2 separate regions of the Homo sapiens genome follow, and region 2 is linked to region 1. A link is an interaction called in ENCODE POLR2A ChIA-PET data of the cell type or tissue named here. Cell type or tissue: GM12878. All regions are shown on one strand. Links, peaks and the distances in the headings refer to the core of each region. The heading gives the core; the rest is flanking DNA. Region 1 overlaps LAT2 (linker for activation of T cells family member 2). Region 2 overlaps LIMK1 (LIM domain kinase 1).

What was found. Peaks named below come from ENCODE experiments on the same cell type or tissue, not always from the same donor. Only the 100,000 strongest peaks of a DNase experiment are listed, where the experiment ranks them.
Region 2: POLR2A ChIA-PET joins it to region 1 with 10 read pairs; 7 of 35 experiments call an interaction of 5 or more read pairs at or near these places.

Annotation. Positions count from the first base shown.
Region 1 is chr7:74,211,721-74,222,478 of GRCh38, forward strand. LAT2 (linker for activation of T cells family member 2) reads left to right here. Exons shown (of 14, transcript NM_032464.3): 2 at 3,102-3,290; 3 at 4,227-4,349; 4 at 5,105-5,144; 5 at 8,024-8,067; 6 at 8,240-8,288; 7 at 8,497-8,534; 8 at 8,864-8,899; 9 at 8,984-9,014; 10 at 9,917-9,972. The coding sequence starts at 4,256. Among named protein-coding and RNA genes, the nearest start is that of LAT2, 7.1 kb to the left of the region's middle. RefSeq lists enhancers at 1,090-1,169, 1,300-1,359, 4,783-5,739, 8,369-9,217. In GM12878, for the core only: no CTCF peak of the experiment used is centred there; a DNase peak (open chromatin) is centred at 6,091; H3K4me3 peaks cover 2,154 bases; H3K27ac peaks cover 4,783 bases.
Region 2 is chr7:74,097,197-74,107,549 of GRCh38, forward strand. It overlaps LIMK1 (LIM domain kinase 1), which reads left to right. Exons shown (of 16, transcript NM_002314.4): 5 at 1,836-2,042; 6 at 8,679-8,784; 7 at 8,881-9,047; 8 at 9,814-9,997. Among named protein-coding and RNA genes, the nearest start is that of LIMK1, 19 kb to the left of the region's middle. RefSeq lists enhancers at 3,417-3,486, 8,278-8,778. In GM12878, for the core only: no CTCF peak of the experiment used is centred there; DNase peaks (open chromatin) are centred at 3,005, 3,262 and 4,045; H3K4me3 peaks cover 323 bases; H3K27ac peaks cover 2,331 bases.

The DNA of each region.
Region 1 (10,758 bases), core at 1,868-9,867:
TGCTGGGATTACAGGTGTGAGCCACCGTGCCTGGCCTAATTTTTTATTTTTAGTAGAGACAGGGTTTCACCATGTTGGCCAGGCTGGTCTTGAACTCCTGACCTCAGATGATTTGCCCGCCTCAGCCTCCCAAAGTGTTGGGATTACAGGTGTGAACTACCGCACCCGGCCAACAGCGCAGGATGTATTCAGTCTGGGGGCAGACACATGACTGTTTGTTAAATTTCATTTTTTGTTTTTAGAGATGGGGTCTTGCTCTGTCACCCAGGCTGGAGTTCAGTGGTGTGATCTTGGCTCACTGCAGCTTCCAACTCCTGGGCTCAAGCAATTCTCTTGCCTCAGTGTCCCAAGTAGCTGGAACCACAGGCATGTGCCACTGCGCCTGCCTAATTTTTTCATTTTTTTGTAGAGACAGGGCCTTGTTACATCGTCCATGCTGGTCTCGAACTCCTGGCCTCAAGCGATCCTCCTGTCTCGGCCTCCCAGTGTTGAGATTACAGGCGTCAGCCACCACGCCCAGCCTGATCCCATTTTATTTATTCATTTATTTAATTTATTATTATTATTATTATTATTTTGAGATGGAGTCTCACTCTGTCTCCCATGCTGGAGTGCACTGGCGTGATCTCAGCTCACTGCAACTCACTGCCTCCTGAGTTCAAGTGATTCTCATGCCTCAGCCTCCCAAGTAGCTGGAATTACAGGCTTGCACCTCCACGCCTGGCTAATTTTTGTATTTCTAGTAGAAACAGGGTTTCACCATGTTGGCCAAGCTGGTCTCAAACTCAAGTGATCCTCCTGTCTCAGCCTCCCAAAGTATTGGGATTACAGGTGTGAGTCCCTGTACCCAGCCCGACCTCATTTTATAGATGAGAAAACTGAGGCGGGGGGCTCTCAGGCAGAGGCTAGATTTGGTCCCATGAGCCCTCCTGCAAGACAAGTTGCTCCAACCTCACAAGCCTGAGATGAACTTGGGCCATGCTGGAGGGGTTGGGGGTACACCCCGGGTTGGGGGCACTGAGGCAAGGAGAGTTTCGAGGAGGGAGAAGGGCAGTGCCCAGGCGGGCCATGGGGAAGAGAGAGCAGAGCTTTCCTCGGACAACCTCCCGGGGTGACGTGGGTCGTGCCAGTCACACGGCTCAGAAATTCACTTGTTCCCACTGACTCACTTGGCTTTTGGGGAGAGGCCTGGTGGCTTCTCTGTGATGCGCCTCTTACAGAGGCTCAGGGCCGCATGGAGATTCCCTGTCATCTTACCGCAGGGATTTGGGAAGTCCAGAGAGGTCCTGAGACTTGTCCAAAGCCACACAGCTTTCAAGGGGGACAGCCCAGGTCCTGGTGGACCTCAGGGGGATCCCAAGGCAGGAGGTAGGCAGCCTGGAGCTCCTCCATTATTATTATTATTATTATTGAGATAGAGTTTCGCTCTTGTTGCCCAGGCTGGATGGAGTGCAGTGGCGTGATCTCAGCTCACTGCAACCTCCACCTCCTTGGTTCAAGCAATTCTCTGCCTCAGCCTCCTGAGTAGCTGGGATTACAGGCGCCCACCACCACACCTGGCTAATTTTTTGTATTCTTTTTTAGTAGACACAGGGTTTCACCATCTTGGCCAGGCTGGTCTTGAACTCCTGACCTCATGAACCACCCGCCTCAGCCTCCCAAAGTGTTGGGATTACAGGCATGAGCCACTGTGCCCGGCCATTTTTTTTTTTTTTTTTTTTTGAGATGGAGTCTCGCTCTGTTGCCCAGGCTGGAGTGCAGTGGCATGATCTCGGCCCACTGCAACCTCCACCTCCTAGGTTCAAGTGATTCTCTTGCCTCAGACTCCTGATTAGCTGGGATCACAGGCGTGTGCCACCACACCCGGCTAATTTTTGTATTTTTAGTAGAGATGGGGTTTCACCATGTTGGTCAGGCTAGTCTCGAACTCCCGACCTCGTGATCTGCCCGCCTTGGCCTCCCAAAGTGCTGGGATTACAGGCGTGAGCCACCACGCCCTGCTGGAGCTCCTCCCTTTTAAGTCCTGTTTACTGCTCCAAGCCTCACCTTCCCCAGCTGTGGGATGGGGAGAAGCCCTCCTCACTGGTGGCCAGGGTGGGAAGAACACGGCGGGTGGGGGAGAGTGGACACTCGGGAGTGTTGGCTCCACAAATGCCCACCATACTCAACCCCTTCAGAGACCCCACCACCCTCAACTCTGTCCCCAGCCATCTCCAGGGGGCCAGGTCTCCTTATTATTATTTTTTGAAACGGAGTCTCACTCTGTTGCCCAGGCTGGAGTGCAGTAGCATGATCACAGCTCACTGCAGCCATATATATGTATATATATATATATATGAAAAAATATATATAAATATATATATATGAAAAAATATATATAAATATATATATGAAAATATATATATAAATATATATATGAAAATATATATAAATATATATATGAAAATATATATATGAAAATATATATAAATATATATATGAAAATATATATGAAAATATATATATGAAAATATATATGAAAATATATATATAAATATATATATATGAAAATATATATATAAATATATATATGAAAATATATATATAAATATATATATGAAAATATATATATAAATATATATATATGAAAATATATATATAAATATATATATATGAAAATATATATATAAATATATATATATGAAAATATATATATAAATATATATATATGAAAATATATATATAAATATATATATGAAAATATATATATAAATATATATATATGAAAATATATATATAAATATATATATATGAAAATATATATAAATATATATATGAATATATATATATATATATGAAAATATATATATATGAAAATATATATATAAATATATATATGAAAATATATATAAATATATATATGAATATATATATATATATATGAAAATATATATATATGAAAATATATATATAAATATATATATGAAAATAATATATATAAATATATATAAATATATATAAAAATATAAATATATATAAAAATATATAAATATATATATATAAACATATATATATAAATATATATATATATATTTTTTTTTTTTTTTGTATTTTTTTTGTAGAGATGGAATTTCACCGTGTTGCCTAGGCTGGTCTGGAGCTCTTGATCTCAAGCGATCCTCCCTGCCTCGGCCTCCCAACGTGCTGGGATTATAGGCGTGAGCCACCGCTCCTGGCCAGGGTCTGTTCCTAGTTGCAACAGTTCTTGGAAACCCACTCGAGAGGGCCACGCCTCCATTCACCAGGCCACGGTGGGTGGTGTGCGTATGTTTTGCTGAGGCCTGGTCATCACGCTGTGGCTCCAAGGCTGGGACCAGCCACAGACCGAGAAGCCGGTCAGGTGCCAGCCAGAGATTCAGGGCTCCCTCCCTCTGAACATCCTGTCTTTAGCCCATCCTTGGCATCCCAGCTCATGTCATCCCAGCCACCTGCAGCAGTGCCCTAGGGCCCCATCCCTCTGCGGATCATGCTCTTGGGCCACCTCCTCCAAGAAGCCTTCCCTGACCTCCCTCCTCCCAGCTCCCACCACAGGCAGAATCTGGGCTTGCAGTTGTTTCAGGAATGGAAGCCCCATTCCCAGGTCCTGGGGGGACCCCAAGGCAGGAGGTGGGCAGAGAGGGGTCCTGCGAAGCATAGAGGAGCCCTGAGTTGCTCTGGGGTGGGCGAGGGCTTCCGGGTGCGTCTGCGTGAGTGGTGGCCACAGACTGTCACCTCCAGGAGCCAGGGTGGGTTTACTGGAGGCAACCCACTGTGGGTTGATGGGCAGAGCCAGGGTTAGGGGCAGGACACTGGGGCCTGAATCCCATCTTTCCACTTAGCAGACGTGAGCTCTCTGGCCTCAGTTTCTCGATTTGTGAAATGCAGTGAACCTCGTCCTCAAAGGGCAGTTGTCTAGATTAAGCGAGGCTGTGTGTAGGGCTGTGTGCGTGCACATGGGGCTGTCTTGTGGGCCCCCAGAACCTTCCAGCACTTATCAAGGGTGAAGATGGCCCACAGGGCAGAGGTGTTGGTTTGGGGTCACATGGGGTGAACAGGACTGGTTCTGTCCTTGCCCAGTGCAGGAGCGGGGAGGGGAGGTGGTGTTTCCGCAGCCTAGGCTCAGGTATGGGGCTGTCCGAGCACAGTGGGGGTGTGGGGTAGGATTCCTGAAAAAGGGGCCCCTTGCTCACGGGCACCTCCCATTTCAGCATCACAAGAGGCAACACCAGGAGCCAACATGAGCTCGGGGACTGAACTGCTGTGGCCCGGAGCAGCGCTGCTGGTGCTGTTGGGGGTGGCAGCCAGTCTGTGTGTGCGCTGCTCACGCCCAGGTAAGCGGGGGTCTCGGGGACGTGATGGGGAGAAGGTGTGGACAGTGCATCTCAGAGGCCCTCTCAGGCCCAGACGTGGCTGTGGTCAGAAGAGGTGGTCAGATGAACCTCGTGATGTGACCCCTGACCCCTAAACTGCCCCCTGAAGACAATGGTCAGGTGCACCCGAGGGCTTTGGCTTTGCTGGGTCAACTGTGGTATCTCGAGCCAGAGAGATTGCCCCAGACGAGGGAGGGGAGGCGAGGTTGCCTGTGGCATCCACTTTTCTAGCCTCTCCTCTTCTAAAAAAGGGTGAGCAAATACCCTTTTTTCTTTTTTTTGGACAGAGTCTTGCTCTGGTCTCCCAGGCTGGAGGGCAGTGATGCAATCTTGGCTCACTGTAACATCCAACTCTCGGGTTGAAGCGATTCTCCTGCCTCAACCCCCTGAGTAGCTGGGACTACAGGTGCCTGCCACCATGCCTGGCTAATTTTTGTGTTTTTAGTAGAGACGGGGTTTCCCCATGTTGGCCAGGCTGGTCACGAACTGCTGACCTCATGTGATCCTCCCGCCTCGGCCCAAAGTGCTGGAATTACAGGAGGGAGCCACCACACCTGGTCCCAAATATTCTTTAATATCAGGTGGCCGGTGATGATTGACAGTTTGGCCCCCAAGTCCTGTCTGAGTCCTGCTGGAGACAAGACATGGCGGGGGGTGTCTGACCTCAGGTCGCAGCTGCTCCCAGACCCTTTGCTAATCCTGGCCTTTTCTTGCAGGTGCAAAGAGGTCAGAGAAAATCTACCAGCAGAGAAGTCTGTGAGTTGCCTCGATGTCCCTAGCCTGGTGTATTCATGTGCCCTGGGCATGGACGTCCTCAAGGGAATTCCTAGCACCCCATCCTTCACCCCTTCACTCACACCTCCTCCGTGCCAAGTTCTAGTGGGTCCCTAGCCATCAGAGAAGGGAGAGAAAGTGTCCAGGGGCTGTCCAGGCCCTGCTGTAGCTTGGGTTAGGGAGGGCTTTGGGAGGCGGGGACGCCTGGGCTGTGGGGCTAGCCACTCTTCAGCTTGCCTGTGAACCCCTCCAGAAGTCCAGGCATCTGGCCAGGCACGATGGTTCACACCTGTAATCCCAGCACTTTGGGAGGCCAAGGCAGGTGGATCACCTGAGGTCAGGAGTTTGAGACCAGCCTGGCCAACATGGTGAAACCTCATTTCTACTAAAATACAAAAATGAGCTGGGCGTGGTGGTGGGTCCCTCTACTCCCAGCTACTCTGGAGGCTGAGGCAGCAGGATCACTTGAACCCAGGAGGTGGAGGTTGCAGAGAGCCGAGATTGTGCCACTGCACTCCAGCCTGGGCAAAAAAGCAAGATTCCGTCTCAGAAAAGAAAAAAAGAAAAGAAAAAAAAAATAGAGGTCCACCAGGCACCTGTGTCCTCAGCCTCCCTTTGACCCCAATCCCCAGGGGCTAGTCCGCTCTCCCCTTGCAATGCAAGAGACAGAGAACCCGGCACAGGGTGAAATGTGAACGTTGTCGGAGACTCCCCTGGAAAAAACTGCCGGAGCTCAGGGGAGGATGTGGGCAAGTCCCTCGGGGGACCAGGGAAGGACTGTGAGAAAGACCCAGGGAAGGGCAGTGGGTTCGACACTGCAGACTGGGGCTGAAACCCAGAACAACCCAGGCACATGGGCAGTGGCCACAGGTGTCCTTTGATTAAGAGAATGGCTGTGGGCCCAGGAAACCTTGGAGGTCCATGTGCACCCCCGAGCAGTCACTCATGACCCACACACGCACACCCGCACACACATCCTTCCTCATTTCCTTTTGCAACTGAAAAACCACAGTGAGATTTGAAAATAGAATCTTCCCATCCTTGCTCATCGTGGGCCAGGGTTAGACCTTTCTGGGTCTTTCTGGCCACGTGGCTTTCTGGCCGCCTGCAACCTCCCCCGATGCCCCCCATGCCCTTGACTCCTCGGACACTTCCCCTCTCCCCTCAGGCCCTGCCCACCCCCAGCCCCCTGATTGATCTTAGAGCCATAGATGGTCAGGGCCAGACTCAGCGTCCCCATGTGGGAGGTGGAGGGGAGCTGTTTGGTCTTCTCCCTGGAATGCCTGTGCCTGCCTCTCCATCTGTCACCTCGGTTGGGCTCAGTCCCACCAGCCTGCATGAAGCGACTGCTGTGAGCACAGGCTCCGTTCCTCTGTTGCTTCTCCCAGGAAGCCACGTCTGACTGACTCTCTCCTGTGGATTTAGGGTATCTCTCCTAAATCAGGTCACCCTGAGCCCCAGTCTTCAAGGAGCTTGGAAGGCTGGGCCAGGTACCCATTCTGGTTCAGAGGAGGAGCCCCCAAACCTGCTTTAATAATGAGCTAATCCACTCCATTATCTGTAATGGCAGCTTCCATTTTCAAGAGCACCTCATGGTCCAAGATGGCAGCTGGGGTGCCGGCCCTCATCTCTGCATTCCCAGCAGCAGGAAGAAAGAATGAACAAGGATACAAAGGGTGTCTCCCAGTTGCCAGTGCCCCCGTTTAAAAAGATTTATTGGAAATATCAACAACCTTGGCTTGAATCTCATAGACCAGAGCTTAATCCATGGCCACACTTTGGTGCAAGGAAGGCTAGGAATAGTCTATTATTTATTTCTTTATTTATTTAGAGATGGAGCCACATTTACTTTTGTTCAGGCTGGAGTGCAGTAGAATGATCTTGGCTCACTGCAACCTCTGCCTCCTGGCTTCAAGCGATTCTCCTGTCTCAGCCTCCCGAGTAGCTGGGATTACAGGCATGCGCCACCATGCCCAGCTAATTTTTGTATTTTTAGTAGAGACGGGGTTTTCTCCATGTTGGTCAGGCTGGTCTTGAACTCCCAACCTCAGGTGATTCGCCTGCCTTGGCCTCCCAAAGCCCTGGGATTACAGGTGTGAGCCACCATGCCGGGTCTAGAGTGTGTGCTTTTTTTTTTTTTTTTTTTTTTTTTTTTTTTTTTTTTTGAGACGGAGTCTCGCTCTGTCGCCCAGGCCAGACTGCGGACTGCAGTGGTGCAATCTCGGCTCACTGCAAGCTCCGCTTCCCGGGTTCACGCCATTCTCCTGCCTCAGCCTCCCGAGTAGCTGGGACTACAGGCGCCCGCCACCGCGCCCGGCTAATTTTTTGTATTTTTAGTAGAGACGGGGTGAGTGTGTGCTTTTTTAAGGAATTGCAAACGCTCCCTGGGACCAGCAGGTGGGAGGCAGCCTCATCGTCACTCCTGGCTGAAATAATTTACCCCAAGTCATTGCTGGGTCCCTGAGCACCTGCCTTCATTCACCCTCATGCCCCAGAATCTCAGGGCTACCTCCACAGCCCTGTCCACAGACCCCTCCTGACCCGTCTCCAGGGGCCTGGGACCCACCGGCAGGATGTGGCCCTGTTGAGGCCATGTCAGGGATGGGTCTGGCTGAGAGCCGGGCTCCAGCCCAGGGCCCTGTGTGAGGGTTGGGCACCCAGTGCACGGAGGGGCCAGAGAATGGGGATAGCATGGGGAGCCGTGAGAATGAGGCCTGAAAGGGCAGCAGTTCCTCCCCACTGTCGCCCCAGTCCGTCCCTCTGCTTTCCCTCCTCATCCCTGCCTGTCCCTCCCTCCTGTCCCTGTGTTCTTGGGCTGTGGGAGTCCAGGCCCAGGCTCAGCACAGCCCATGCATTTCCAGGCGTGAGGACCAACAGAGCTTTACGGGGTCCCGGACCTACTCCTGTGAGTCTCCAAGTGTCCCCGGGTTGGGCTCTGGGTTGGGGGTGTCCCTATCAAGTTATCTCGGTCCCCATTGACCTGAGACCGTGGCCAGGCCTGATGTGGGGGGATGATGGGGTGAGGGGGCTGGGCTAGCTGGGGGCCCAGCCAACACCCCACTTCTTGCCCTTTGTAGTGGTCGGGCAGGCATGGCCAGGACCCCTGGCGGACATGGCACCCACAAGGTAGGTCACAGTCCCCCAGGAAGTGACAAGAATGAAAGTCCTGGAGGTCCTCACCTGGTGAGCCCAGGTCAAGACCTCCCTCCCTCCCCGAGTCCCAGAGCTCCAGGGCTCAGCTATGAAGGCCCCACAAGGGGTATGGGGGGATGTGTCCTGGGGGGCCTCTCCCCTACAGCCCCTCCTTTAACTCCCTCCTTCCCCCTCCCTGCAGGAAGGACAAGCTGTTGCAATTCTACCCCAGCCTGGAGGGTGAGTGGCACAGGGCAGGGACAGGGACAGGCCTAGCCAAGCTGGGACTAAGACAGGCGAAAACCCCATGGGACAGGCGTCGTGCAGTGGGGGCTGCGGGGCCAGGCGAGGCCTCCCCAGGAGAGACACACAGGCTGGGGCAGGGCAGGCTCCTGGAATCGGCCTGGCAGGGGGAGGGTGCACACTCGCACATGCCCCACTGAGGGGACAGGGAGCACTGCAAAGGCTCAGACACGGGAAATAGCTGGCCCTGCCTTGGGCTGCAGCACCCGAGCTGGGTGCAAAGCAGGGGCCAGGGGAGAAAGCAATTAGCTGGGTCTTTCTTCCAGATCCAGCATCTTCCAGGTACCAGAACTTCAGCAAAGGTAGGTAGGCTCCTGGAGAAAGGGGGAGGCCATGGTGGGGGCCACACCCAGGGGCTCAGGCCCAATTCTCGCCTCCTCCCGCAGGAAGCAGACACGGGTCGGAGGAAGCCTACATGTGAGTGACCTTGATCCTGTCCCCCCTGCCTCGCCTCTCCCCCTGCCCCACCTCTCCCCCTGCCCCACCTCTCCCCCTGCCCCACCTGCCTGCCACAGCCCTGGGCTTCCTGGTCCAGGAACCACCTCTTGCACTAGAACGAGGCATCCAGGTTCCCCTCCTTCTCCTGGCAGGCAGGCATTGGGCGACACTGTTGTCTCTTAGGTAACCCTGGGTTTGGGGGACTGGACTTTGCCCTGCTCTGGGACACAGAGTGTCAGGGGCGGGGGATAGAGACTCATTCAGCATCACCCAGTCAAAGACAAGCTACAGGACACCCAGAATCCCTCGGGGGTGTTGCATCATCTCACAGATGGGCAAACGATGGGGAATGGCCTAAGGTCACATAGCAAGGTGGCTCACCAGGTGCGGTGGCTCATGCCTGTAATCCCAGGACTTTGGGAGGCCAAGGCAGGCAGATCACCTGAGGCCAGGAGTTCAAGACCAGCCTCGCCAACATGGTGAAACCTCATCTCTACTAAAAATAAAAAATTAGCCAGGCATGGTGGTGCGTGCCTGTAATCCCAGCTACTCGGGAGGCTGATGCAGGAGAATCGCTTGAACCTGGGAGGCTGAGGTTGCAGTGAGCCGAGATCATGCCACTGTACTCCAGCCTGGGTGACAGAGACTCTGTCTCAAAAAAAAAAAAAAAAAAAAAAAAAAAAAGTGGCTCCAGCCCCTGGTGGCTCAGGGGTCCCAGGAAGTGGGGGTGGGGGAATCAGAGAGGAGATCCTGGCAGACCCCCATGGCCCCCAAGAGGAGCAATGGTGGGAGCAGCCCTGGCCTCACCGCCCCCTTATGGAGCCCCCAACCCGATCTCCAGCCTGCCCTGAAACCTGTGTTGTATATGTTTTCTTGGCCAGAGACCCCATTGCCATGGAGTATTACAACTGGGGGCGGTTCTCGAAGCCCCCAGAAGGTGAGGCGAAGGACAAAGCCGGAGGTGGAGGAAGTGGTGTGGGAGCTCAGGGCAGAAGCCATACCTCCAGGCAGGAGAGGAGGCTGGGCCTGGGTTCGGGTAAATCGGCAGAGCCGGTTGGGTGGACAGAAGGAGGCTGGTGCTGCAGGCGGGGGCCAAGAAGGGATAGGGGGCGGGCGGGTCAGCGTGGGAGAGCTGTGGGCACAGGGCGTGGGAGAGAGGAGTGGGCCACAGGGCAGGGAACTAGAGGGCTGGCTTGGGGAGGTGGGGGGAGGCCAGGTCCTTGTCAACGAGGACTGAGCATCTTCTCCTGACCCCAGAAGGTACCTGGGATGGTGATCCCTGCAGGCTCTGAGGCCACCAGAAACCTGGTCGCTGAATGCCTTTGCTTTATAGGAAGGGCAACTGAGAGGCCGGGTGTGGTGGCTCACCCCTGTAATCCCAGCACTTTGGGAGGCTAAGGTGGGTGGATCACCTGAGGTCAGGAGTTCAAGACCAGTGTGGCCAACATGGTGAAACCCCATCTCTACAAAAATACAAAAAAAAAAAAAAAAAAAAATTAGCCAGGCATGGTGGCACATGCCTGTAATCCCAGCTACTTGGGAGGCTGAGACAGGAGAATTGCTTGAACCCGGGAGGCGGAGGCTGCAGTGAGCCAAGATCGCACCATTGCACTCCAGCCTGGGCAACAGAGTGAGACTCCATCTCAAAAAAAAAAAAAATCCCCCCAAAAAAGGGCAACTGAGGACTCAGGGTGGGCAGTGCCTGCTGAGAGGTGCATGGGCC
Region 2 (10,353 bases), core at 1-8,000, 120 kb before region 1:
CCTTGGCCCCTCCCTGAGCCTAGGAGGCCCACCTGTGTCACAGATCTGCAAGGGTGCTGACTCTCCCACACCCGGGCCTCCTGCCCTTTCCCATGGGGTGAGGTTTGTTGGGGCAAATGTTCATATCTCCTTTCCCATCCCGGCATGGAAACAAGTGAGAAATAACACACAGAAGTCAGTGTGAAAAAGCCTCAGACGGCCAGGCATGCTGGCTCACGCCTGTAAACCCAGCACTTTGGGATTCCGAGGTGGGTGGATCCCTTGAGGCTAGGAGTTCAAGACCAGCCTGGCCAACATGGTGGAACCCCATCTCTATTAAAAATACAAAAATTAACCAGGTGTGGTGGCGGGTGCCTGTAATCCCAGCTACTCAGGAGGCTGAGGCAGGAGACTCTCTTGAACCTGGGAGGTGGAAGTTGCAGTGAGCCAAGATTGCACCACTGCCCTCCAGCCTAGGCAACAGAGCAAGACTCTGTCTCAAAACAGAAAACCTCAGACGTCAGCTTTCTTACTGGCCATGACTGCAGCATGGTGCTGGCACAAACCACCAGAGGTGGGGTGGATGCCACAAGTTAAGGACACCATCCCCAGCATAACTGCTCCCTCTTTAGACACCAGCCACAAGTTCAGGGGTCCCCAACCCACTCACACTTCTGACCGACTGGCTACAAATTCAGGGACTCCCAAGACCCTGCCAAGTTTGATCGTTTGCTAACAGACTCACAGAACTCAGGAAATCCTCCATTTTTATCCCAGTTTTATTATGAAGGACACAGCTCAGGTCCGACCAAATGAAGAAGCATCTCCCCTCCCTCCCCTAGCACATCAATGTGATCACCAACCAGGAAGCTTCACTGAGCTTCAGCAGCCAGAGTTTTTATTGGGATTTCATTACATCGTCATGACTGATTGAGTCATTGGCCGTATGATCAAGCTTAGTCTCTAGCCCCCGTTCTTGGAGGTCAGGCTGGATGAAAGCTGCAACCCTCTTCAAATCACATGATGTATCTTTGCGGGGCTGAGTCATCTCATTAGTATCAACTCAGGAATAGTCTGAGGGGCTCATGAATAACAAAGATACCCCATTCCAAGGACTTAGAGTCTCCCTCCCAGGAATCAGGACAAAACCCAGACAGATTCTTTCTTATACAACACTGATCAAGCTGGATTAGAGGACAACGTGGCTTGATCCCAGATGGGCTTTTAATGACTTCCTCCTGAACTGGATTTATCCTCAGGCCTTGTCCTGGCCGCCTTACAGGATCACAGCGAGTAGACAGACCCGAATGACTCAGAGGGACGAGGGCTGGCTGGGCACGCACAGTTCCTGCTCCCAGTTCCATAGGAAGAGTGAAAGAAAAGAAAGCTGGCCAGGTGCAGTGGCTCACCCCTATAATCCCAGCACTTTGGGAGGCCAAGGCAGGCAGATCACCTGAGGTCTGGAGTTTGAGGCCAGCCTGGCCAACATGGTGAAACCGTCTCTACTAAAAATAAGAAATTAGCCAGGCATGGTGGTGCGTGCCCGTAATCCCAGCTACTCAGGAGGCTGAGGCAGGAGAATCGCTTGAACCCAGGAGGCGGAGGTTACAGTGAGCCAAGATCACACCACTGCACTTTTGGACAATTGCTAGCTTTCCTTTTCTTTTGAGACAGAGTCTTGCTTTGTCACCCAGGCTGGGGTGCAGTGTTGTAATCAACAGAGTGAGACTCCATCTCAAAAAAAAAAAAAAAAAAGGAAGGGATTGGGGGAAGAGCCTGGGGCTGGGGGCTGCAGAGATGCTGAAATTGATGACGCCCTTGACACTCTTTTCTTCCCACCCCGGCGGCTCTTGCAGCGGGCACTGCTACTACCAGACTGTGGTGACCCCCGTCATCGAGCAGATCCTGCCTGACTCCCCTGGCTCCCACCTGCCCCACACCGTCACCCTGGTGTCCATCCCAGCCTCATCTCATGGCAAGCGTGGACTTTCAGTCTCCATTGACCCCCCGCACGGCCCACCGGGCTGTGGCACCGAGCACTCACACACCGTCCGCGTCCAGGGGTGAGTGGCCGGCCTGCCGAGGCTGCCGTCGGTGTGGCTATGGCTGTTGATGTGGGTGGCAGAGTCTGGCACTGGGGGCCCTGAAAATGAATGGGCGAGTGTTTGGGTACAGATGGGGCCCAGTTCTGACAACCTGGTTTGCCAGATTTCTGGCCCAGTCATTCCTCTGAATACCATTACAAATGCCAGATACAATAAAAAGACATTTTCAACCGGGCATGGTGGCCCACACCTGTAATCTCAGCACTTCGGGAGGCCGAAGTGGGTGGATCACCTGAGGTCAGGAGTTCGAGACCAGCCTGGGCAATGTGGTGAAACCCCGTCTCTACTAAAAATACAAACGTAGCCAGGCATGGTAGTGTGTGCCTATAGTGCCAGCTGCTTGGGAGGCTGAGGCAGGAGAATCACTTGAACCCAGGAGGTGGAGGTTTCAGTGAGCCCCGACTGCCATTGCACTCCAGGCTGGGCAACAAGAGTGTAACTCTGTATCAAAAAAATAAAAATAAAAAAAACACACTCAAAAAATAAAAAGACATTTTCTTTAGTCCATGTCTGATCCAACAAGAAAGAGGAGGAACCAAGTCAAGAATGAGTGAAGAAGCTGGGCGCAGTAACTCACACCTGTAATCTCAGCACTTTGGGAGGCCAAAGTGAGAGGATCACTTAAGGCCAGAAGTTTGAGACCAGCTTGGGCAACATAGCGAGACCTGCATGTCTACAAAAAAAAAAAAAAAATTAAAAATTAGCCAGGCATGGTGAAATCACTGAACACATAAAGGCTGGGCATGGTTGCTCACACTTATAATCGAAACACTTTGGGAGGCTGAGATGGGAGGATCACTTGAGGCCAGGAGTTCGAAACCAGCCTGGGAAACATTGTAGTCACAGCTACTTGGGAGGCTGAGGCAGAAGGATCTCTTGAGCCCAGGAAGTGGCTACAGTGAGCTATAATTGCACGACTGCACTCTAGGCTGGGCAATGGAGCAAAACCCTGTCTCAAAAAAATGGGGCAGGGCTGATAAAGATTAGATTACTGTGTGACTTTGAGCAGCTGCTTTCTCTCTAGGCTTTGGGGGTCTGTTTGAACAATGAGGGAGTTGGATACCTTGGAGCTTTCTAAGATTTCTGTGGCGCCTTTATTGACACCTTGAGAAGTAGCATGCAGTGTTTCTACTTTTGGGCAATTGGTCACTTCTTTTTTTTTGAGACAGTCTCACTCTGTCGCCCAGTCTGGGGTGCAGTGGTGTGATACCAGCTCACTGCAACCTCCACCCACAAGGTTCAAGCAATTCTTGCACCTCAGCCCCCTGAGTAGCTGGGACTACAGGTGACCACATGTGGCTAATTTTTGTATTTTTAGTAAAGACAGGGTTTCACCATGTTGGCCAGGCTCGTTTCAAACTCCTGGGCTCAAGTGATCCTCCCTTCTCGGCCTCCCAAAGTGCCGGGATTACAGGTGTGAGCCACCGTGCCCGGCCCAAGTGCTAGCTTTCTCTCTCTCTTTTTTTTTTTTTCGAGACGGAGTCTCGCTCTGTCGCCCAGGCTGGAGTGCAGTGGTGTGGTCTCGGCTCACTGCAAGCCCCGCCTCCTGGGTTCACGCCATTCTCCTGCCTCAGCCTCCCGAGTAGCTGGGACTACAGGCACCTGCCACCATGCCCGGCTAATTTTTTTTTTATATTTAGTAGAGACAGGGTTTCACCATATTAGGCAGGATGGTCTCGATCTCCTGACCTCGTGATCCGCCCGTCTCGGCCTCCCAAAGTGCTGCGATTACAGGCATGAGCCACCACGCCCGGCCCTACCAAGTGCTAGCTTTCATTTGACGCAGTGAATGTTTCTTGTACACCTGGCAGGTGCCTGGCACTGCATAGGCACTGTTGAGATGTGAAGGTGGCCCTGGGGACAGAAAATTATACTGGGCTTGACTGTGTGTCTCCATCCCTTGACATCAGCCAAGCCAGCAGCTGCTTTACATACATGATGAGCAGACAGCTGCTTGAAAGAGATGAGGAAACTCCCAGACCAACGGCTCTTACCAGAGGGCCAAGGGAGGTCCCCACAGAGTCAGAGGCTGCAGCTGGTCCCTGAAATCCAGGCAGAATTTTAGAAATGAAGACAGTCAGCTGGGTGCAGCGGCTCATGCCTGTTATCTCAGCCACTTCGGAGGGCTGAGGTGAGAGGATTGCTTGAGCCCAGGAGGTGGAGGCTGCAGCAAGCTATGATGACACCATGCATTCCAGCTTGGGCGACAGAGCGAGACCCTATCTCTAAAATAAAAATGAAGAAGACAGTTAATGACGTCTCCTCCCTGTCTGCCTCACTGGGTAAGCATTCGCCCAGCCAACATCTGGAACATCCCAGTTCTGCAAAGAGCCACACCCTTCCCAGAAAGAGCCCAACTTGCCAAAGATTTACTTATTTGTTTTAAACTGGTTTTAGTTGACCGCTTTTCATTTTGTGTATAGCAGCGTTTTAAGGAAGGTCTAATTTATCCAGGCCACCTGCTGCTTTAGCAAACCAAGGGAGAGGATGTGAGATTCTAAGGAATTTACATATGTATGTCATATATATATATATATATATATAGACACACAATTTTTTTTTGAGACAGGGTCTTGCTCTGTCATACAGGCTGGAGTGCAGTGGCACAATCATAGCTCACTATAGCCTCAGATGCCTGTGCTCAAGCAATCCACTCACCTCGGCCTCCTGAGTAGTGAGACTACAGGCACACACCACCACACCCAGCTAATTTTTTAATTTTTTGTAGAGACTGAGTCTTGCTGTGTCGCCCAGGCTAGTCTTGAACTCCTGGGCTCAAGCAATCCTCCCACATTGGCTTCCCAAAGTGCTAGGATTACAAGCGTGAGCCACTATGCCTGGCTTATTTTTAAGGTTATATGCATGCAAAGCCTGTATCAATGAAAATATTTTCTTTGGTTTTTTTCAACTTTTCATCTTCGCATTTTGCAGATTTATAGAAAATTTGCTAAAATAATAAGTCCATTGAATACATACACACCCTTCACCAAGGTTCACCAATTCGTAACTGCCATATTTGGGAGTTATATGTGTGTCTCTCTATATATACATATATGGATACAGATACATATACATGTTTAGTGACTTGTTTATATTTGTACATACATGTACATGTTGTTATTTATTGATCGTTTGGGAGTAAGTTGCAGGGATCATTGACTCCCCCACAATTATGCTAGATATTCTCAAAAGAAGGACCTTCTCTTTTTTTTTTTTTTTTTTGGAGACAGGGTATCACTGTCATTGAGGCTGGAGTGCAGTGATGCGATCACAGCTCACTGCAGCCTCAACCTCCCAGGCTCAAGTGATCCTCCCACCTCTGCCTCCCAAGTAGCTGGGACTACAGGCACGGGCCACCACGCCTGGCTAGGCATTCTGTTATGTAATTATCAATTGTATCTTATAGTTCAGTGATCACATTTTGGAAATGTAACATTGATACCATTATCTAATACACAGACCATATTCAAATTTTGCCTATTGTCTCTATACTGAACTACTGAGCTGTCCTTTATAGCAATCTCCCCCTCATCCACAGTCCAGTCCATGATCAACATTGCATTTAATCGTCATGTGTCATCAGTATCTTTTTTTTTTTTTTTTTTGAGACGGAATTTTGCTCTTGTTGCCCAGGTTGGAGCGCAATGGCGCAATCTTGGCTTATTGCAACCTCCGCCTTTGGGCTTAAGTGATTCTCCTGCCTCAGCCTCCTAAGTAGCTGAGATTACAGGCGTGCACCATTATGCATGCCTAATTTTTGTATTTTTATTAGAGACGGGGTTTTACCATGTTGCCCTGGCTGGTCTTGAACTCCTGACCTCAAATGATCCACCCACCTCAGCCTCCCAAAATGCTGGGTTTACAGGCATGAGCCACTGCGTCTGGCCATTTCCTCAGCCTTTCATTGCCCTTCATGATCTTGACATTTTTGAAGTGTACAGGCCAGTCATTAAAGTAAAATGTTTTTCCTTTTTTTTTTTTTTTTTTTTAAAAAGAGACAGGGTCTCACTGTGTTGCCCAGGCTGGTCTCAGACTCCTAGGCTCAAGTGATCCTCCCGCCTCAGCTTCCCAAAGTGCTGGGATTACAGGCGTGAGCCATCGTACCTGCCCTCGCATTTGGGTTTGACTGATGTTTCCTCTTAGGGAGACAGGCTCTGCAGGTTTGGCCTGATACTGCATAAGTGATCCTCTGTCCTTCCGAGTGGATCTTGCCAGGAGACATATGATGTCAGTGTGCCCTTTGCTGAGGATGTTCACTTTGATTACTTGTTTTTTCTGTACTGTAAGGATTTTTTTCCCTTTGTCATCAATAAACCATTTGTGAGATTTGAGTCTGTAAATATCCTGTTCCCAAAAACCCTTCCCCAAATGATTTGAGCATCTATTGATGATTCTTGCCTGTAGCGATTATTACTAGGGTGGCTACCAAATGCTGAATTTCTAACTCTGTTCTTCCTTCTGCATTTGTTACTGTAAGGAAGAGCTTCTCCCCCATACGAGAATAGTCTTTTTGTTTGCTTGGTTGTTTTTTTGAGATAGGGTCTCACTCTGTTGCCCAGGCTGGAGTGCAGTGACATGATCATAGCTCACTGCAGCCTCGACCTCATGGGCTCAAGCGATCCTCCTGCCTCAGCCTCTCGAGTAGCTGGGACTACAGGCAGCACCACCATGCCTGGCTAATTTTTTATTTTTTGTAATGGTGAGGTCTCACTATTTTGCTCAGGCTGGTCTCGAACTCCTGACCTCAAGTGATCTTCCCACCTCAGCCTCCCAAATAGCTGGGATTACAGGAGTGTGCCACCATGCTCAGCTAATTTTCTGTAAAAAATGTCATAGAGATGGGGTCTTGCTATGCTGCCCAGGCTGGTCTCAAACCCCTAGTCTCAAGCAATCCTCCCACCTTGGCCTCCCAAAGTGCTGGGATTCCAGGCATGAGCCACCACACCTGGCCCTGTTTTTCTTAAAGTTCTCAGTCTCCTCTCTGCCTTACCCCCATCCCCTTTTCCATCTCCAGGACCTAGGGCAGAGACAAAGTGAGCATTCCCTAAAAAGCTTTTATGAGGCAAAATGAAAACCAGCTCACGCCTATAATCCCAGCACTTTGGGAGGCCAAGGTGGGTGGATTACCTGAGGTCAGGAGTTCAAGACCAGCCTGACCAACATAGAGAAACCCCATCTGTACTAAAAATACAAAATTAGCCAGGCATGGTGGCACATGCCTGTAATCCCAGCTACTCAGGAGCCTGAGGCAAGAGAATCACTTGAACCTGGGAGGCGGAAGTTGCAATGAGCCGAGATCACTCCATTGCACTCCAGCCTGGGCAACAAGAGCAAAACTCTGTCTCAAAAAAAAAAAAGAAAAGAAAAGAAAACCAGGTCCCTAACACCGAAGAGTTAAAAGAAATAAGTAAATTTGGCAAATTGGTCTTTTTGTGAGTTAGCTTATAGGCAACTGATCGAGGGTCTCTTTCCCGTCTTCACCCTGCAATTGTGGCTCAGGGCAAGCTGCCAGCTCCCTCCTGCCAATGCAGGAGCAATAGAGCTTGGCCTCCTCTTGCAGGGCGAGTTTGGGAGTCAGATATGAAGCCACTAATCCGGGACCTTTTTGGGACCCAAGGCACTCATCTGCCCCAAGCATACCAGGCAGGCCAGGTGCAATGACTCATGTCTGTAATCCTAGCACTTTGTTTTTGCGACGGAGTCTCGCTCTGTCCACCCAGGCTGGAGTGCAGTGGCAGAATCTTGACTCACTGCAACCTCCACCTCCCAGGTTCAAGCAATTCCTGCCTCAGCCTCCCAAGTAGCTAGGACTACAGGCGCCCACTGCCACGCTCGGCTAATTTTTGTATTTTCAGTAGAGACGGCGTTTCACCATGTTGGCCAGGCTGGTCTCAAACTCCTGACTTCAAGTAATCCATCCACCTTGGCCTCCCCAACTGTTGGGATTACAGGTGTGAGCCACTGCGCCCGGCCAGTCCTAGCCCTTTGGGAGGCTAAGGCGGGCGGATTGCATGAGCTCAGGAGTTCGAGACCAGCCTGGGAAATGTGGTGTAACCCCGTCTCTACTAAAAATACAAAAAAAATTAGCTGGGTGTGGTGGTGTGCACCTGTAATCCCAGCTACTCAGGAGGCTGAGGTACGAGAATCGCTTGAACTCAGGAGGCAGAGGCTGCAGTGAGCTGAGATTGTGCCATTGCACTCCAGCCTGGGTAACAGAGTGAGATTCTGTCTCCAAAAAAAAAAAAAAAAAAAATTCGAGACCAAACATACCTGGGATTTGGAAGGATAGATCTGTTCCCCCAGGGTGGAGACAATGGTCCATTGAATGGGAACAGCTGAGCATCTTGTGTGGGTGGCCAGTGCCTACAAGCGTGCCACCTTTCTCCAGCTCACACCTGTGGCAGACATCAGTAATTGATTACAGAATTCCTCCCCTGAAACCAGAACTCGGTGTTCTGGCCATCTGCTACTTCCCAGTCACACGAAGTAGAATCCTCCACCTGCTCACCCTGGATCTGGTGCCCTTCGCCTTGGTTTCCTGTTGGGGCTCTGAGGGACAGGTGGGCACTGGCCTGACCCCTGCCTTACCCACAGAGTGGATCCGGGCTGCATGAGCCCAGATGTGAAGAATTCCATCCACGTCGGAGACCGGATCTTGGAAATCAATGGCACGCCCATCCGAAATGTGCCCCTGGACGAGGTACGGTCCTGAGTCTGTGGGGCAGGACGGGAGGTAGTGCCTTCATGCCTAGCCCCCTCCCCACTCCACCCCCATTCACATGCCTGCTGTCCCCAGATTGACCTGCTGATTCAGGAAACCAGCCGCCTGCTCCAGCTGACCCTCGAGCATGACCCTCACGATACACTGGGCCACGGGCTGGGGCCTGAGACCAGCCCCCTGAGCTCTCCGGCTTATACTCCCAGCGGGGAGGCGGGCAGCTCTGCCCGGCAGAAACCTGTCTTGTAAGTCAGCCTGCTCCTCGGTTCAGCTGGGTGCTTTCACTCCTGCTGGGGCTCAGGGGCTGTGGGACCTAGGTCGGGGAGCCAGCCCTGCACAAATGCAGCCCAGGCTTGAGCCAGGGAGGTGGAGGCTGCAGTAAGCTGTCATCACACCACTGCTCTCCAGCTTGGGTGACAAAACAAGACCCACTCTCAAAAAAAAAGAGGAAACACACATTTTTTAAAAAGCCGGGGACGGGGCCAGGCGTGGTGGCTCATGCCTGTAATCCCAGCACTTTGGGAGGCCGAGGCAGGTGGATCACCTGAGGTCAGGAGTTCAAGACCAGCCTGGCCAACATGGGAAACCTCATCTTTACTGAAAATACAAAAATTAGCCGGGCTTGGTGGCAGGTGCCTGTAGTCCCAGCTACTCAGGAGGCTGAGGCAGATGAATCACTTGAACCCAGGAGATGGAGGTTGCAGTGAGCCAAGGTCACGCCACTATACTCCAGCCTGGGCAACAGTGTGAGACTCTGTCTCAAAAAAAAAGAGGATGACAGAGCAGGATCTGAGGGGTTGAGGGGAGCTGGGGGCTGCCACTAGAGCCAGGATAGGCCGAGACACTGGGATGGGCAGCCTTTGGACTGTCCCAGGCGGGCCCTCCCAAAGCAGGGGGTGATTGCATAGACTGGCATGGACAGGGGCATGCAGGCAGGAGGAGGAAGGGGCAGGGCCTTGGCCGGGTGCTACCTGTCCCCCGGTGGCACTTGGCACCATGTGTGCCCCCCAGGAGGAGCTGCAGCATCGACAGGTCTCCGGGCGCTGGCTCACTGGGCTCCCCGGCCTCCCAGCGCAAGGACCTGGGTCGCTCTGAGTCCCTCCGCGTAGTCTGCCGGCCACACCGCATCTTCCGGCCGTCGGACCTCATCCACGGGGAGGTGCTGGGCAAGGGCTGCTTCGGCCAGGCTATCAAGGTACAGAGCATGCCAGGGTCTCAGGGGACAGTCTGGGTGGGACCCCTCCATCCTCCTTCCTTCCCAGTCTATGGAAACACAGTGGAAGGGGTATCTGGCTTCCAGACTCCCTGGCCAGTGCCCTCTCCTCCCTTGGCCTCCTGGAGCTAATTAGGAACAGGGGACCTCCTACAGGTAGACTGAGACCTTATGTGCGGGAGGTCATTGAAAGGTGGCTCCTAGCCAGGCACAGTAGTTTATCCCTGTAATCCCAGCACCATGAGAGGCTAAGGCTGTAGGATCGCTTGAGCCCAGGAATTCAAGACCAGCCTTGACATCATCTCTACAAAAAATTTAAAAATTAATTGGGTATAGTG